2 separate regions of the Homo sapiens genome follow, and region 1 is linked to region 2. The links are chromatin contacts, found by Hi-C in ENCODE. All regions are on one chromosome and are shown on one strand. Each heading gives the region's core, a stretch centred on a gene start or an enhancer-like site at or near the end of the contact. The rest is flanking DNA. Distances are from core to core; before and after follow the strand shown.

Region 1 (6,137 bases), core at 2,586-5,085, 630 kb after region 2:
CTAAATACCACTGAATTGTACACTTTGAATGGGTAAATTGATACACTGGGTACATTTTAAATGGGTAAACTGATCTTATTAAGCTGTTCGAAAAAAAAGAAAAAAAAGTCTTGCTCCCCATAAATTGTATCTTTCCCAAGTTACTTAACCCAATGGCATTTTCTTAATCTTCTGCTTACAACCTTTGATTCTCTTGATCACCTGCTTTCCTTGGCAACACACAAATCTACTACCCTAGTTCTTCATAACTCACCTCTGACCCCAACTGCAAATGTTTCCTTCAGCAATTTCTTTTTTTTTTTTTTTTTTGAGACACAGTCTCGCTCTGTTGCCTAGGCTGGAGTGCAGTGGCGCAACCTCAACTCACTGCAACCTCTGCCTCCCGGGTTCAAACAATTCTCCTGCCTCAGCCTCCTGAGTGGCCAGGACTAAAGGCACGCACCCCCATGCCTGGCTAATTTTTGTATTTTTAGTAGAGACAGGAATTCACTATGTTGGCCAAGCTGGTCTCGAACTCCTGACCTCAGGTGATCCACCCACCTCAGCCTCCCAGACTGCTGAGATTACAGGTGTAAGCCACCACTCCCGGCCAACCTTCAGCAACTTCATCTACTGCCAACCTTTCAAAACTATCCTCTCAGCAAATCAGATGATTCCTAACTTTATCTTCTGTCTTACCTATAGCCACAAGTTTTATGGATAGCTCAATCTAGGTCCACCTCACTCTTGGCCTAACCAAAACACGCTCTGCAGGGACTTTCATGGCACTAATTTAAGGTCTAAATCTTGCCTCATCTCTCTAAAAGATGGTTTTATTTTCCTACTGTATGTGATGACACTGTTTTTTTTTCTTACACCACTTTGAAAACTACCACGTCCTGTTGCTGTGGTGTTAAAGTTTTTCACCGTAGGTTTGCTTATTCTTTAAGAAGCAGTTGAAAAAGGAAGTAAGTCATGGAATTCATCCATCTTACAGCAAAGGGCTTTGATAGAAATCCAGCCCTTAAGCTATTACAACTCATGAATAAATAATTGTGTTGTTGCTTTTTTTTTTTTTTTTTTTTTTTGAGACAGAGTCTCACTCTGTCACCCAGGCTGGAGTGCAGTGGCATGATCTGAACTCACTGCAATCTCTGCCTCCCAGGTTCAAGCGATTCTTGTGTCTCAGCCTCCTGAGTAGCTGGAATTACAGGCGCAGGCCACCATGCCGGGCTAATTTTTTTTTTTTTTTTTTTGTATTTTTAGTAGAGACGGGGTTTCACTATGTTGGTCAGGCTGGTCTTGAACTCCTGACCTCAAATGATCCGCCTGCCTGGGCCTCCCAAAGTGCTGGGATTACAGGCGTGAGCCACCACACCCAGCCTTGTGTTGTTGCTTTTAACATCGTGATATTGAAGGTTTAATGCCTCATTAAATGAACTCCAGGACATACTTAAATTCATCTTCTAACCAGTAATTCCACTTCTGAGAAAACTTTCTACCAAAATAACTAAATAGAGAAAAGGTTTTATGCCTTTTATACCATGTTTAACACAGGATAATTTAGAATAACAAAAATCTGGGAGCAACCTAAATGTCCAATACAGAAAAACGGTTAAGAAAACAATAACCTACACTTTTATGATCAACTGATTTTCAACAAGAGTGTTGAAATGGTTTCTACCATTCAATGGAGGAAAGGACAGTCCTTTCATCAAATGATGCTAGAACTGGATAGCCACATGCAATAGAATGAAACTGAACTCCTACCTCACATCATACAGAAAAATTAACTCTAAATATCCTCCCTATTGCACTTGACAAGTCTTTGAAAAAAAAATTCTAAGTAGATAAAGGACACCATTCAAGAAAGTAAAAGGACAACCCATAAAATGGGAGAAAACGCAAGAAAATATTGCAAATCATGTATCTGGAAAGGGACTTACATTTAGAATATAGAAAGAACTCATACAACTTTAATATAAGACAATTCAATTTAAAAATGGGCAAAGGAATTAAATGGACATTTCTCCAAAGATATACAAAGGGTCAATAAGCACATTAAAAGATGCTCAACATTATTAGCCATCAGGGAAATGCAAATCAACACTACAATGAGCTACCACTTTATAAGCACTAAGACTGCTATAACCAAAAAGAAAGATAAGTGCTCCCAAGGATATGAAAAAATCAGAACCCTTATAACCTGCTGGTGGGAATGTAAAATGGTGCAACCAGTTTGGAAAACATTTGGCACTCACTCAAAAAGTTAAACATAGAGTTACCATATGCCCACCAATTCCACTTCTAGGTATATACTCAAGAGAACTGAAAACGTATGTCCATACAAAAACTTGTACACAGATGTTTATAGCAGAATTATTCAAAATAGCCAAAAAGTAGAAACAACCTAAATGTCCATCGACCGATGATGGTTAAGCAAAATGTGGCATATTCACACAATGGAACATTACCCATCCATAAAACAGAATGAAATACTGATACACAGACATTGATGAACCTTGAAAACATACTAACTGAAAGACACCAGACAAGTGAGGCCATATATTCTATGATTCCATTTATATGAAATGCCAGTATAGGAAAATCCATAGATACAGAAAGTAGATTAGTGGTTACAAGGCCTGGGAGAGAAAGCAGAGAATCTAATGGGGAGTGACTGTCATGAGTATAGGATTTCTTTTGGGGGTGATGAAAATGTTCTGAAAGTAGATAGTGGTGATGGGTGCACAACTTTGCGATATGAGAAAAAGCACTGAAATTTACAATTTTAAAGAATAAATTTTATGGTGCATGAATACCTTAATAAGACTTTCTCAAGAGGAAAAAAGACAATCTATCCGTGCAATGAACACAATGTATGTAACTATGCCTCTTAGTTATAACCGTATTTTACACGCATACATTATGATCACAAATAGGTTAATATGAATAAAATATTAGAAAAAAGATCAAAATGCTGGGTTGGCAGAACTATAGGTGATCTCTTCATAACTATTTCTGCATTTTCCAGATGTTCCTTAGTAAGCACTGCTTTTTGTAAGTGGTGGGGAAAAGTTTTATTTACAACAAAAAAGATAAATTATTAAACTCCTAAGAATATAAGTAAAAATTCCTTCGCTAATAAAGAATAATAATAATTCAGCAATCTAATGGCCCCTAACACACCTTTCCTTCCCCTCCCCTACAGAAGCCAGGAAAGTTGAACTCTCTCCTTCCGGAAACACGATACCCTCGATTTCCAGGACATCTCTAGCTCCTGCTTTCCCCCCCTCCTCTCCAGCTGCTCCATCTTCTCGGTCCTTTCCTCCTCCTCTTCTTCCTCCTCCTCCTCCCCCTGAGTAGTAAGTGCTAACGACCCGCAGGACTCTCATCAGGCCTCTATTACTAAGTAAGGGGCTGCCTTACCCCCAACCCGCCACCCAGGACAAGGCGCACATTCTCGGCTGTCTGCGAACCTCGGACTCTGAGACATCTCCAGCCTGAGACTGCAAAGTGGGTGAAGAACTGCGAGAACTCCCCACATACAGACAGTACTTCCCCGGTGGCCACGAGGACGCCAAGCCGGAGATGAGGCTGGGAAGGGGGACGACGGGGCCGCCTAGAGCGACCAAGACTAGGGAACTAGGGACATCCTGGCCCCCTCCTCTAGCCCCGCCCGGGGCAAGGGGTGTCCTGCGCGCCGCCCCCTCTCGGACCCGGAGAGGACGTCCCAGCTAGCGTACGGGGCCCACACACAGAGGCAGCAGCGCGGAGGCGGCAGCGGCGCGGACAGCGTGGGAAAGAGGGACACTCACCCGCTTCAGCCCCGAGCCTTCACTGCACCGGAAGTAGTCACCCGCCCGTTGCCAGGGTGAGGAAGCGGGGCTGACATCAAGTCTCCCCATTGGTCATTCGGGGTACCACGTGGTCGGAAGCAGCCTCCCACAAGCGGCTCTGACTCCGCCCTCCGCTTCGGAGCGGCTCACCTGGCCTCAGAGGTGCAGCGCTAACTCCACCTGGGGCTTCGTTCTGAGCTGCGCATGCGCTATTGCTTATCTCTACCCACCCCGCCCCTGAATAAGCCCGCAGGATGTGATTATATCTGAGTGGTTGATTGACTAATACTGTGATGAGAAATGAAATTAAACTGACCATCATTTTATCTAGGTGTCGCTTAAGAGTTACTTTCTTTCAATCCTTAGAGCACTGTTAGACGGTAGGGAAAACTAAGGTTCAGCCTGCATTGCTTGTAGGAGTTGGGGCACGAGCCTTGCCCAGGGGGAAGGAGTGTAGGCGGTCTTTTATCGGCTAGGATGTAAGACCGAAACCCAGTCATGGGTTTTGATGACCCATGACTGATGGATTTTCCTTATACTTCCACCAAAACATCACGTCGAACTGAATGTAAAGGCAGAAATGAGAATCTAACTGGCTTCTTTAAGCCAGCTATAGAGGAATTTACACTAATGCAAAAGATAACACTTTTCTTACCACATTTTTTTGTTTTTGGAAAATATTTATTCTTCATTAAAATGTCTTAATTATATTAACACATAATGGTTTATTATTGTTATTTTAAATAACTTTTTAACATTTCAGTTTTTTGTTGGTTTTTTTCTTTTTTTTTTGGAGATGGAGTTTCACTCTGTCAACCAGGCTGGAGTGCAATGGCACGATCTCGGCTCACTGCAACCTCTGCCTCCCGGGCTCAAGCGATTCTCCTGCCTCAGACTCCTGAGTAGCTGGGATTACAGGCGCTCGATACACACCCGACTAATTTTTTGTATTTTTAGTAGAGACGGGTTTTCACCATGTTTGCCATGCTGGTCTCGAACTCCTGACCTCAGGTGATCCTACTGCCTTGGCCTCCCAAAGTTCTGGGATTACTGGCGTGAGCCACCGCACCCAGCCACATTTCAGCTTTGTATTCAATTTTTAATATAGTAAATATTAATAGATGTAACCCACAGAAACAAAAGCTTTGGAGTGTTCTCTACTATTTTGGGGAGTATAAAGGTATGCTGAAACCAAAAAGTTCGAGAACCACTGATACCATTATTATAAATATAACCTATGTGGTTTTATTATGTAACTTGGGGCTTTTTTTCTTTCTCTTCTACCACTGACTTCTTAGGGAGGGGCAAGGGGAAGAAGTTTATTACATAGTAAGAATAACAGTTTATTACATAGCAATAGTAACTGAAACCGATTTTGTTACCTAGAAGTAGGATGGATATTATAACAAAACATAACATAATAACATCATAAAAGTAAAACGTGTGGCACTGGCTTTGGAACTAGGTGAAGCAGCAAGAGCAGGAAGGGATCCAAAGTATTAACAAGAGTCTAAAAGGACTTGAGGAAGCTGCCAATGAGGGCTTAAAGGGAGCTAAGGAAGATGTTATTGGAAGCTGGAGAAAATGGGGCCCTTGTTATATAGTGCCAGAAAGTTTGGCCCAGGCATTAGGAAGCAGACATAAACCATCCCCATTGTGACCTTTCTGAATTCCTCACCCGCAGAATCCATCAGCATAATAAAATAGTTGTTCTTTTGCACCTTTAAAGTGGATTTTTACACAGCAATATTAACTGGAACCAGCAGGAATAAAAGAAAGATGTTAAAGTTTTAAAAAGACATAGACATGCTCCCTTCCATTTCTTAGGCAACATTCTTCCTGGAATTTAACTACATTGTAATAATCATCTCCCAGTGCTGCTCTGTATACTTTTGTCTTGGGTATCACACCCAGATGCCACACAGGCCATCCTCTGGTAGGTGAATACTGCTCAAGTAAAAGTAACAAAATTCTTCGGACCCTTTTTTTTATTATTATTATTGAGGCAGAGTCTCACTCTGTTGCCCAGGCTAGAATGCAGTGGTGCGATCTCAGCTCACTGCAACCTCTGCCTCCCCGGTTCAAGTGATTCTCCTGCCTCAGCCTCCCCAGTGGCTGGGATTACAGGTGCCCGTGACCACGCCCGGCTAATTTTTGTCTTTTTAGTAAAGATGGGGTTTTGTCATGCTGGCCAGGCTGGTCTCGAGCTCCTGACCTTAGGTGATCCACCCATCTCGGCCTCCCAAAGTGCTGGGATTACAGGCATGAACCACCATGCCCAGCCCAGACCCAAGTTTTAACATTTTTAACCTGCATTGG
Region 2 (6,437 bases), core at 1,570-4,069:
TAAAGCATTTTTATTCATTATTTGGCCAATCCAATGAAATCTCCCAAATAATAACAGATTCTGTTATTTCTTTTCTTGGTGGTTGATGGTTCTCAAGTCAACAGCTGAAGGAGAGGTGTCATGGTGTAAGGAAAACGGCACTCACTTAGACCCAGACATTCTTGAGTTCATGACCCACTTCTACCACATATTATTCTGTGGCTTTGGAAAAGTCACTTAACCTGTTGAAAATTTAGTTTTGCATGAGCATCACTCTCCATTACATGGGTAAAACTTGAGTCACTGAGAATGAACAGATTTCTGTACACTGTACAATTCTGACAGTTCATTCTGCTCATATCCTCCCATTTTTGCCAACTCTCTATCCCCAAGTTGTTCCAAGAGCGTTTTCACAACACATTGCCAAGCCTCTGTCCTTCCCTTTCTTGCCTATCCTCATTCTGTTATCTCCCTTTTTGGCTGCTTCATTAAGAGAGGAGCTGAGAATCTGGCATCTGGGCAAAACCATTACTTTGGAGAACACCACAAGGCCATTGCTAATTTTATCATCTTTGCCTTTAATGTACTAGTGGGAAGATTTATTTCTACCTTTAATAGTAAGATATCCTAAGTAGAAGGCATGTGGGTACTGCTGAGTCTTAGTTCTGTGAAGGTGGAGACTGTGTATGTTTTATTCCTTGTGAGAACCAAGGACTCAGCAAATACAGAGTACTTATTCAAACATTTTCTGAGGTTACTAGTTGATCCAAAATGTATTTAGTTGTTCAGAGATGCCAAATCTTGCTCAATATTTAGTCTGTGTTTTAGTATTGCTCCAAACCTTAAACCTAAACCTACCACTGACTTCAACAGAACTCTTCGCTTATTTTAACTGGAGATGGTATGAAGCAATGAGTCACCACTGACTATACATACCAGCAGTGCCTGATGCCAAATGGTTGGTGTGTTAATATAATTTTGTACACACAACAATGCACACATTCCAATACGGTAAGTAAAATAGAAAAGTTTCAAGAGTGAGAGCACGTAGTAGATATTTCTCAGAAATCTATGTGTGATTACCTAACCTTAGCAATTGCAATTAGGGGAAGGAAACGGAGAAAGCAGAATTCAGCTGTGTTTTAAGATTTATTTTATATATACCTTTTGTCCCTTGTAAAAAGAAAATTTGAAAAAGAAGAAGAAAAAGAAGAGGAGGGTGGGGGAGGAAAGGGAAAAGGACAAATGTGAAAAGAGGAAAGAGATGGAGAAGAAGAAAAGAAGAAAGAAAAGAGACATCTAATGTTAAAAAAGTTTTATTTCAAAATCTTTATTAAAAAAATGCTTTGCACTGAGCAATAGAGCTCAGGGAAAATAACGCCCTCTCTTCAACTTGTCTTTCTAAGTAACGTGAGGCAGTTGGGCCAACAATAGTGCTCCCCTCTACCTCTTCATCTCTCCATTTCCTAAATCTTAGAAGAAAATAAACCTACAAGAGTTTAGCCCCCAAATCTCAGTGAAACAGCCATGGAAGGGAGAGACCAGTGAAAATCTACTTCTACTTTGATGATAAAGGTTGAGAGAAATGCGATAAAATTTTTGAACTTGAGACACAAACTGGGCTGAACACACTTGGTATTAACTCCGTCTTTCACCTTGGCCTCAGGCCTTATCTTATTCCTCCAGCATTCCTTGGGATGGTAAAGGCAGGTACCCTCATATGCAAGTCATAGTTAGGAGAAGCGTTAGCATGTCCACCTCCAAAAGCTACATTAATCTGGAGTAGAACTGAACCCTGTCCAAGGGAGCTGAGTTACAGGACATGAGGCTCTGGAAACAGGGGCCATTTCTTTCTTTTTGTTTGTGTGTGTGTGTTTGATTGTTTGTTTTTGTCTACTGCCCCAATAAATTGGTTTCTTTTCTTAGAGTCTGATGCTAAAGAAGTCTCGACTCAGGAAAACCACAAGGGTGGACTTGGGAAGACTCAACAGGTTGTAATGACTCTCCAGCAAATCATGTCACCATGCCATTTGATGATGGTAGGAAGAAACAAAGCCTTGAAGATTCATGCATTGAGAGAATAAGAGTTAGTGAGTAAACCAGATGTGTTTCAGGACTGGGACCCTGCAGTCATCAACCACCTCACACCTGCGTCAGTAACAAACCCAAGCTACAGCATGATTTTTGTTCTACCTCAGCAGATATTTTATAGATGGAAAAACTGAGGCATAAAGTGGGTAAATACCTCCCCCAAGGTCACGAGATAAAGATAACGCAGTCATCAAATATTCTGTCTCCTCAACATCTGTCTTACTGGAATTCTTGATGGATTGGTACCCCCTTATTATAGTACTGATTTTAACATAGGTTGGTTTTGAATACTGGGTTTTTAAAAATCTTTTCAAATCATTTGTAAATTATGGAAATGTATACATCACATGAAACTTACCATTTTAATCATTTTTAAGTGCACAGTTTAGTTTAAGTACATTCACATTGTTGTGCACTGATCCATCACTATACCTTTTTCATCTGCTCCAGCTCAAACTCTGTACCCATTAAACAATAACTTCCCTTTGCCTCATCCCTCCAGGCCCTGGCAACCACCTCTGAATGCTATTTTATAGCAAAAAGAAATATTAACTTTTGAGCTTGGTTTACAACCAAAAACCACAATTACATGCAGGAGAGAGGGGGTGGGAAAAAGAGGTTAACTCAGAACTCAGTTACTTAGAAGACTCTGTGAGTGTGCTGTGTGTGTGTGTCTTTAAAAGACTCTCCACCTCCCAGCCCGCCTCCTCACACTTTGCCACTGGGTTGTTCAGTCCCCAGGTTCCCTCAGTCCCCAGAAGGAGCCAGCATGGACAATCTCCTTTACAGTTTCGGAAGCAGGTTTGTTGCCATGGAGTTCACATTTTGACGGGAGTTGAGAAGTATAAAGGTAACCATTTGTTTTAGTTTCAACGATCTGACAAAAAGATAGGCTGTTGCTCTTCTTCTGGAAAAGCCTGATTGGTAAGATTCCTTTAAGGGCTCAGCCCCAAAGAGCTTTATCCCATCCCCTCGCAGACTGAAAACTAAAGCCTGCAGAGACCTCTGAAGGAAAACCTGTCCCGGGCTCTGTCACTTCACACCCATGGCTAACCCTGGAGGTGGTGCTGTTTGCAACGGGAAACTTCACAATCACAAGAAACAGAGCAATGGCTCACAAAGCAGAAACTGCACAAAGAATGGAATAGTGAAGGAAGCCCAGGTAAGAGGCACTCTCCCCTACTCTTCTCTGAATTACCTGAACGTTTCAATATTTCTCTGTGAAGATATTTGAGGCTGTCCTAACTTAGAGTTCATCTTATGAAGGGTTTTTACATGTTTTGACTGTTGACTCTGTTAATAGAAAGTGCTTGGCTACCAAAAAGTTTAGGTGTGGATTAAGGAGAAAATGTCTTCTGTATGCAAAAGAGGATACACACAGACTCACACAGCTTCAGGCTCCCTAAAATACAAATGTACCTACTAGACTTTTGTCTCAAGCATTTTGCGGGGAGGGAAGAATTAAGAAAGTTCCAACTCTTTGCATATATTTTTGTCCAAGAGACCTGCTACAACCGTCATGCTTCAGAAGAAAAAGAGGAAGTGAAAGTACATTTTGCTGACATTATGTGGTGGAGATGGCATTCTTCCCAGGTCCATGAGAAATGCATCACTGTTTGAAAGGCGAGTTATTATTGGTGTGTAGTGGAGCATTGTTTTAGCTCACTACTTGATTTGAGGCCACAGTATTTCTTTGAAATGTGACGTCACAGACATTCTTTTCCAAAACACTTCAGAAAGCAGGGCTGATTGTGACACACTGCTCTCAGAAAACAGAACAGCATCTTTAAAACAAACTTGTATTTTCCAACTTGACACTTTTTTTTTTTTTCACTCTTATTGCACCGGGATGTTTGCAGAGTGTCCTAGGCAGGAGGAACTCGAGGAAAGTTGTCAGCTTGTTTTAAGAGAGAGCCTGGGTCTGTGAGGTCCTTATGTAAGGCAGTTCCCCACTCCCCACAGGACATCCCGTGTCACTCTGCTCTGAGCAGCAGAAGTGAGCTCATCTGCCTGAGGAGCAAGCCCAAGTAGTCAAACAGGTAGCCTCCTGTTTGGAAAGAGAAGTGGCACAGGGAGCCCCATGCAATCTTCCATCATTTGATCATCCAGAGAGCAAGTATCCACCCACAGGAAAGGCAGATTGTTCTAAGATCACAGGACAGGTGGGTCTGGCTGGGGCCAGTCCTCCTCTCAGTGAATTACATTCGTGTGTGCAATTGGAAGAGGCTAAAGGAGCTCTAGAGCCTGAGTTGTGTGTAAACAGGCTGTGGTCCCCAAAAGCATTCCCCTCTTAACAAAAGGCACTGTCCAACGCTGGGAGGTGTCTATCAGAAACCTCAGAACTGGCCTGTCCCACCTGAGGATCTGAAACCTGGAGCAATGTGAAGAGAAGGTGCTCAACTCCTGTCAGTTGTATGAAGGAAATTGCAGTAATATCCACCACTTATGCATCACTAAATATCAATTCAGGCCACTACTCAAGACGATCCTTGCCTCTGGAATGCCTGTAACTCACAAGCTATTCATCTACTTACCCTTGTGATTATTCTGACCCTGAGGGATCTCATCTGGGAAGAGATTCCTTCTTAACTTTTCTCCCTTTTATTTATTTTATCTTGGTTTTATAATCACATTCGAGGTATGAGATTAGAAACTTAGACAGTTATAACCACTCCTAAGTAAGGATAAAACCCAGGATTCTAAAGGTTCATTATGAAGTGCAGCTGCAAGACTGTAAATATCCTTGGACACTGAGGCTTCCCTAAGAACGGTCGAAAACATCAGGGCTGCTGTTGCCTTCCTGAAGGGCCATCCAGAGCCTCTTGTCTCAGACATATTTAGGTGTCACTAAGCTACAATTGGCTTTCATTGAGAGCCTCAATTATGGCTTAAAAAATATTTTTCAGAAAAACAAACGAACAAAAAAAACCCGGCTGAGATCATAGTGTAATAGGGCAAACGAGGGCTTATTGTCCCCTCCATGATGGGAACGAAGTTGTCTTTACTCTCAAGTTCCTTTGCCACCAGTTTTGATCCTTGGGACCCTTTAACAAACTAGGCCTAGACCAAAAGCCTTGCCTGTGGATAGAAGCAGTCTGCAAAGGCTTACAGAATCCTAGGCTGCTGGTCTCCCAAACACGTTCTGCCTGGCCTAACGTCTTCTGCCGCAGCATCTAAGATCCTACCAGCCCCTCCAATGATCCTCCCACCCTTTCTCTTCCCACTTATTTGCAACCACACAGCAACACAGTTATCTCTTTTATACATTAGGGGACCCTACAAGATTCTGTTGACAAAGGGTTCCCTGGCATAACAAACATATGAAAATTACTATTAGGCGGTGCTCATGAGTCCTCCTTCCCCCTGGTCCAGCGTAGGCTGCCATCCCTGCTCCAGCCTGCAGCAGGCTTGCTGCCCCAGTCTCAAGGCTGGCAAGGACCAGAGCCTTTCCATTCTTAGAAACCTTCTAGAGTTCCTTTCTGGAGCTTTTATGGAGCCTGACTATTTTTCCTGTTTTTTTTTTTTCTTTAAACCTCATATGTCCTGAGAATGCACAAAAACTGGTTTTCATCACTGACTAAGTCCATTTATTTGTTTATTCCCAACATGGCCTCCTACCTTTTACTTGTAACAGGACACTATCATACTAGAGGATTTGTTCTCCCTCTTCATGAGCATATCCACACTACAGACAGATGGGTGCTTAAAGTCTTAATCTATAAACTTGATATTTCTTATAATTTTTATTGAATTAAAATTCTTCCTAATGAATAGGAATTTCCTATTCCTTACTTAATTCTATATAATTACTTTGCAACTATTATCCACATAATTGCTTTTTAATTCCCAGCAATTATTTTTGACCTGACCATAAACTTTTATTTGGAAAACCAAAACCTAGGAAGGTAGACCTTGTGTCTCCATTGCATTTTCCCAGAAGTAGTTTCTTAAGAGGATAGAGTCTGCATTTTCTTCTCTTAAACGAAACCTGCAGGATGAAAAAAAAATTGTAAAGTTTTCCTAATCATCCCTTTCCTGGAAAACAAAAATGTTTGGGGATTAGAGTTACTCTAATTCAAGGTTTATTGAGTTCTTGACCTGAATGTTGTAATATTACCAGGTATAGGTTATGAGCCCTAACAGGTGGTTGCTTTTTTTTCACCAATACTTATTAAGCATCTGTTATTCTTAGGACCTATAAAGATAAATAAGAAGTTTACAATTTATCTGTTAGGAGAAAGCTTATATCAACATTAAAATAATCACATCAAAGTTAAATGCTAGTGCAAGGACAAGAGCTGCCATAAAGCAGACATAACTTGAGTACAAATGAGTGGTATAGATACTAGTACTAGAAGTTGGAGAAG

Evidence for each region. Hi-C counts contacts between places; a loop is a spot of excess contacts on that map. Pooled maps may share reads with other maps.
Region 1: a loop to region 2 is called in a pooled map, with 9 times the contacts of the local background. The contact joins the promoter of TASP1 here to the promoter of SPTLC3 in region 2. A Hi-C loop is called at or near these places in 7 of 50 pooled maps.

The regions. Positions count from the first base shown.
Region 1 is chr20:13,635,097-13,641,233 of GRCh38, forward strand. It overlaps TASP1 (taspase 1), which reads right to left and starts at 3,836. Exons shown (of 14, transcript NM_017714.3): 1 at 3,798-3,836. RefSeq lists enhancers at 3,193-3,693, 3,307-3,396 and a silencer at 3,587-3,736.
Region 2 is chr20:13,006,153-13,012,589 of GRCh38, forward strand. It overlaps SPTLC3 (serine palmitoyltransferase long chain base subunit 3), which reads left to right and starts at 2,820. Exons shown (of 12, transcript NM_018327.4): 1 at 2,820-3,232. The coding sequence starts at 3,116.